Regions from separate parts of the Homo sapiens genome. Here region 1 is linked to region 2. A link is an interaction called in ENCODE POLR2A ChIA-PET data of the cell type or tissue named here. Cell type or tissue: PC-3. All regions are shown on one strand. Each heading gives the region's core, and the rest is flanking DNA. Links, peaks and the distances in the headings are about the cores only. Region 1 has its middle 30 kb from the start of UMLILO. Region 2 has its middle 5.6 kb from the start of CXCL8.

Evidence for each region. ChIA-PET counts read pairs that join two places held together with the same protein. Peaks named below come from ENCODE experiments on the same cell type or tissue, not always from the same donor. Only the 100,000 strongest peaks of a DNase experiment are listed, where the experiment ranks them.
Region 1: POLR2A ChIA-PET joins it to region 2 with 6 read pairs; 5 of 35 experiments call an interaction of 5 or more read pairs at or near these places.

Annotation. Positions count from the first base shown.
Region 1 is chr4:73,678,619-73,681,542 of GRCh38, forward strand. No RefSeq gene overlaps it. Among named protein-coding and RNA genes, the nearest start is that of UMLILO, 30 kb to the right of the region's middle. In PC-3, for the core only: no CTCF peak of the experiment used is centred there; a DNase peak (open chromatin) is centred at 1,473; H3K27ac peaks cover 2,500 bases.
Region 2 is chr4:73,733,556-73,736,465 of GRCh38, forward strand. No RefSeq gene overlaps it. Among named protein-coding and RNA genes, the nearest start is that of CXCL8, 5.6 kb to the right of the region's middle. In PC-3, for the core only: no CTCF peak of the experiment used is centred there; DNase peaks (open chromatin) are centred at 1,386 and 1,836; H3K4me3 peaks cover 405 bases; H3K27ac peaks cover 2,500 bases.

The DNA.
Region 1 (2,924 bases), core at 323-2,822, 55 kb before region 2:
TGTGAACTATAACAAGCGGAGTTGTAAACCAACCGTAGCCCACAACTATGCCAATCACTGGGTTTTGGTTAATCAAATGCACCCAACTACTCAAATCCTGGTCAAATAAGGCAACTGGAGAACTTTATCCAATCCACTTGTTTCTCTACTTCACCTCCTTTTTCTGTACCTCACTTTCCTTTTGCTGTCCATAAATCTCCCACCATGTGCCTGTGCTGGAGTCTCTCTGAATCTGCTGTGATTCTGGGGGCTGCCCAATTCGTGAATCGTTCATTGCTCAATTAAACTCCTTGAAATTTGATTAGGCACCCGGGGGCAGTGGCTCACACCTATAATCCCAGCACTTTGGGAGGCCAAGGTGGGTGGACCACCTGTGGTCAGGAGTTCGAGACCAGCCTGATCAACCTGGTGAAACCCTCTCTCTACTAAAAATACAAAAATTAGACAGGTGTGGTGGTGGGCGCCTGTAGTCTCAGCTCCTCGGGAGGCTGAGGCAGAAGAATCGCTTGAACCCAGGAGGCGGAGGTTGCAGTGAGCCAAGATGGCACCACCGCATTCCCTCCTGGGAAACAGAGCGAGACTGCCGAAAAAAAAAATTGGTTGAAGTTTTTCTTTTAATAGGATTTAGGCAGCATACATGATGCCAGCCTGCAACTATACCAGCCATAAGTGGAGTTGATTACATAGAGTATTCGGGGGGTGGGGGAGTGGGGATGAAAAAGAGTGGGAAGACAGCAGGAATATATTGAAAGTGAAAAGTTGACAAAATTAGTAGAACTTCAGGATTGGTTAGTTATTGAAGGTCAGAGGGAGTAGTGAAGAATAATTCTGTTTCATGGACTCTGTTGGTTGGATTCTAATGTCATCAAAGGAGAAAGAGTAAGTTCGGAGAGGAAATAATGAGGTCAGATTAAAACTGCACTTTGGCTGTTGGCTATTCATTCCTATTGATCATACAATGTTAAGTTTATTAAAGCACTATCCATTTTTAGTGATATCTCAAAATGCTAAATTCAGGCAAGGAGTTTATAGCATTTCAGGACCTGGGCTAAGTGATTTTAAGGCAGGTTCTGCAAGGAGGGTAGTAGAGATGAGTGAGGACAGTGAAGCAAAAGTCTTGAAGCAAGTCTGGATGAGAAATTATTTAGTCTTCATAAATAAGCTGTCTGGCTCACAGCCTTAAATTTCAGGAAAGGGTATTTCCTGGATGAAGCAGATAAATTATTTTGCTTGGCCCAGTATTATTTAATATATACACGCAAAGAGTATATGCAGCCCCATGACCCCCTGTAGTTTAATGCAGGGACTAAGGAATTATCAAGATGTGAATGGAACATTCAGGCAGATGAGTTCACCAGGCTATCTAGAAACTAGGCGTGGAAATGGAAATAATGATTTCAAGTCGCCTGAACAGAACATACTTTCTGACTCAAGCAGGAACTCAATAAAATACCTTGCAAATCTCCTCTGAGGGGGTATTCTATCAAGGATCATTCAGGAGACTAAAACTTGGGAATGCTCCCAGAATGTTAGTCACTTGCATCCAAACCCAAGAGGGAAGGATCAAGTCAACATGATCTTCTTCCTCTTCTCGTTTTATTCTCTTTGGGATCTCTCAAGCTAAGAAATTACACTGCACATTTCTTGTGACCTCCAGCAGAGCTTGAGGAAGAGAAGAATATCTAAATAACTGTTAGATTTATTCATATTTTGAAAGTTTTATCAAGCTTCCTGAACTTGACCAGTTAAGCTAGACTGACAAAACCAAGGTTGGAATTTTTTATAAAGGAGGGATGGAGAGATGCAGGTCATTATATATATCAGCTACCTCCTCATCGAGCCTCTATCCCTAAACTTTAGCCACTGCTTCACTATCAGAACAATTAAAGATTTAAAACACACCTTATAAATGTTCCTTCTAGGAAAATTACAGGTTTATAGTCATCTCCAGAAAATAAGGAACAAATATGCTTTTACATTGTCCATGATCTGTAATTGTTTTTTGAGATGAAGCCATTTTCAAGCCTTTGGAAGGGATAGCAGAGGAAAAACCAGGTGGCAGAAATGACCTTGACTATTTTTCCACCTGCCCAGTGTTTTAGCTTGTTTTAAAGGATGATCAAATGTATTGGATGTATTTAATTAATGCATTCAACAAATTAGACAGGTGTGTGTTTTTTAGACACCTACTATATGCCAGCAGTATTATAGGATCTGGGATACAACAATGGACAAATAAATGTCTCTGCTCTTCTAGAGCTTGCATTCTAGTCACAGACACAAGCAAAAAATAAAAACAAATGAATATATTTGGATAAGTATATATGTTGGGAGTTACCAGGGCTGTGAAAAAAATATAGCTGAGGAAGAAATACACATTCATAGGAGAATGCTTATCTTAAAAGGAGGGAGGTAGGCCTCTCATTCAATATTTGAGCTCAGACTTGAAGGAAGTGAGAGAGAGAGCATGCATATATATATCTGGGTGAAAAACATTCCAAGCAAAGGGAACAGCAAATGTGCAAATGCTCTGCAGCGACTCTCTGTGTATTAATGGCATGTTAATAGAAGGAAATGGGCTCTCATTTCCACTTAAGTAGTAATATCTGGTGGCAGTGCTGTGGGACTAGCCAGGGTTGGTATAGAATACACCAAAGAGGGTATTGGTAGAAACCTAGGTGGAAACTAAGTGTCCATCAATGGATGAATGAATACAGAAAATGTGGTATATATACACAACGGAATACTATTCAGCCATAAAGAAGAATGAAATCCAGCCTTGGTGACTACATGGATGAACTGTTAAGTGAAATAAGCCAGGCACGGAAAGACAAATACTGCATCATCTCACTTATATGTGGAATCTTGAAAATTTGATCACATAGATGCAGAGTGGAGTGGTGGTTACCAGAGCCTGGGGGTGG
Region 2 (2,910 bases), core at 411-2,910:
ACACAATCTGAATTATTTTTTAATTTTGTTTTCTTTTTATGTGAAATAATTATGTAGCTTTTCTTGAATATATCTATTTTGGGGAAATGAAGAGAATTATGGAAGAACTAAAATGTAACCCTTCTCTTCAGCCTCCTTTTGCCATTGACACTGCTTTTCAGTAGATTTGTGAAGGAGGCTACCTCAGTTGAAAGTAGTACTCAGTTTTGATCTTTTTCTAGATGGATTTGGGTCTTACTCTTATAGGTCACAAGAATATGAAAGGTCACTCAAATCTTGCCTTTATATACCATGAGTGTTCTCTTCCTCCTCATTCTGCTCCTTATCCATCTCCACTTTCTCTTTTGAAAACTTCAAAAAACGTTTTCTGAATTCTGTCCAGGACATATCCAGAAAGAGCAGGCACCATTCAGAAAATGCCACTTCTCTTTCAATTGATTTGACTTAAAGGTAGTACACATAGGATTAGCTCATTATTGTCAAATGTAATACCTCCAACTTACCCTTTACTGATTTTAGCCCTTAGGGGTTTATAAGGGAGTTCAGTAAACTCCCTGAAACTTCATGCCAGCATTCATCCTTGAGGCTGAGCAGAAGGTATAAAACTTTCATTATATTTTCAAAGACTTAAATGGTTAAAGTAAGAAAGGTTAAGAACCACTGAGATAATACTTAAAATGGAAGCTAAACTGTTTTAGTCTTAGCACAGTCAACGTTAATTAGACAAAACCTATAGAACACCATTTATATTCACTCTCTGGCCTCCAGAAACAGTGTGTGGTCCCTTGGAGTCTCCACAGTTCTGTGAAATGCAGTTGATGGGAAAGAGCAAGCAGCAGAGCCTCTCCCCCAGTGGTGGACTTCAGTTGCCAGGACTTCCCGCATGCTGCTCACCATCCTTTATGCCACTGTATCCTAACCTGTTATTTCTTACCCTTGCCTTCAAGGAGCCTAGAAGATATCGGATGGTTAATTCACCAGTGGAATGAAACTGCTGTTTGGCTGCACAGTTTACTGCTTTATCTATCCACCACTGCTAAATTAGAGCACTAACTAAAACTGTATTTTCCATGCTAAGTTCTTCTCTGTTCATGGAAATAAAATAATTGTCCCCAAGGGAGAACAAAAACAAAGATAAGCATTTTCGTTTTCTTTCGTTGACATTGTTCTTGTTTGGATAGGTTGCAAGAACTGGGAAATTTCTGCTTTCATTCAAGAAATGTTTGTAGAACATTGTTACATGCAGGCACTAATCTGGAAGCTGGAACACAGTCTAAATAAAGCAGTTGTAGTCTCTGATTTTGTGGAATTTCCAGTCAAGTGGGTGAGACAAATATCAATAAATGGTTACACAAATGGGTGGAGAGCTCATCATTTCAATGGAATCCATCAATGTGGAATGTCTATGTGGGTTAAACTTTGTCTTAAATACTTCAGTCACCCCAAGGCCAAAGTGAGGAGAAAGATGCAGTTAAGATGAAGCTCATATTGTGAAACAAAAACTTTAAAAATAAAAGTTTTAGGAGAGTTGTGAGAAACAAAATATAGAAATTATAGCATAGTAACTGCTTTTTTTCCCTAAGTCACTTTCTTCAAGTTGCTAAGAGTTTTATCTCAACTGAGCTTTTAAAAATTTTACATCTATTTATAAAAATAATAGATCAAAATAATAAAGAAACTTTTGAGAAAATAAGAAAAACATCACTACATATCACTACAGAATCATAACCACCTTTGAATCAGCATGAAAACTTTTCTTTTTTTCCCTTAGTCATTTGACTTATTGCTTGGTGTGAGTCTTGTTTACCACAAGACACAATTAAATGCACGCATCAGTTCAGTCATTTCTAACATAGCAACTTCCCTTTTTGCCAAGTGATCTCATTTCCTATTTTTTTGGAAAGAAATACTAGTAACATGTAACGTGATCACTGCCATGTCAAAGATACATTTTTTTTGTAAACATTGGAGTAAATAATGCCTAAGTGTTTTAGAATAAATCTAATAAAGAAATTAGGTCTACACATAATTTTGTTTTACTTTTTTTTTTTTTTCTTGCGACAGGCTCTCTGTCACCCAGGCTGGAGTACAGTGGCATGATAACAGCTCCCTGCAGCCTCGACCTCCCTGGCTCAAGTGATCTTCCCACCTCAGCCTCCTGAGTAGCTGGGACTACAGGCATGCACCACCACGCCCGGCTAATATTTGTATATTTTTGTAGAGACAGAGTTTCATCATGTTGCCCAGGCTAGTCTTGAACTCCTGGGCTCAAGTGCTCCACCTGAATTGGCCTTCCAAATTACAGGCATAGCCACCACAGTGAGCCCTTTTTTTTTTTTAATAAATTTAACAAAGAAAAGAAATAGCTACAAGTAAATATTTACTTTTTTTTTTCATATTGAAGATTGGCTGATCTTAGCCTTTCTAAGTCCTTAATAAATGCCTGTTTACACAACTGGTGTCTTCCCCTAAACCTAAACTTCAAACTTCAAACTCCAAACTCCACCGATTTGGATAGTATTAGAAATGGCATTCATATTAATGGTTATAGTACATTTTTTTACATGTGAATGCAAATGGAATTGTTAGGCATTAAAAAAGAAAGCTTATATAGTGGAAGAAAATAAAGCATCTAGACATAAGCTTTAAGAGATCTATTGTGTTAATACAGCTTTACTTTTTGAGTGGTAAGCTTTTAAAAAGAAATGTGGTGCTCTAACTCCAGGAAAAGATAAGGGTGACTGAAGTGATAGTCTAGAGGAAAAAGATGCAGACATTTACTGAGTACCTCCAATGTGCCAGGTGCCATTCTGGGCATTTTCATTATGTTTCCTCATTTAATTCTCATGGTGATCCTTTGGAACTGTGTTATTCTCATTTTTACAGATGAGGTAACTGAGAGACAGTCAG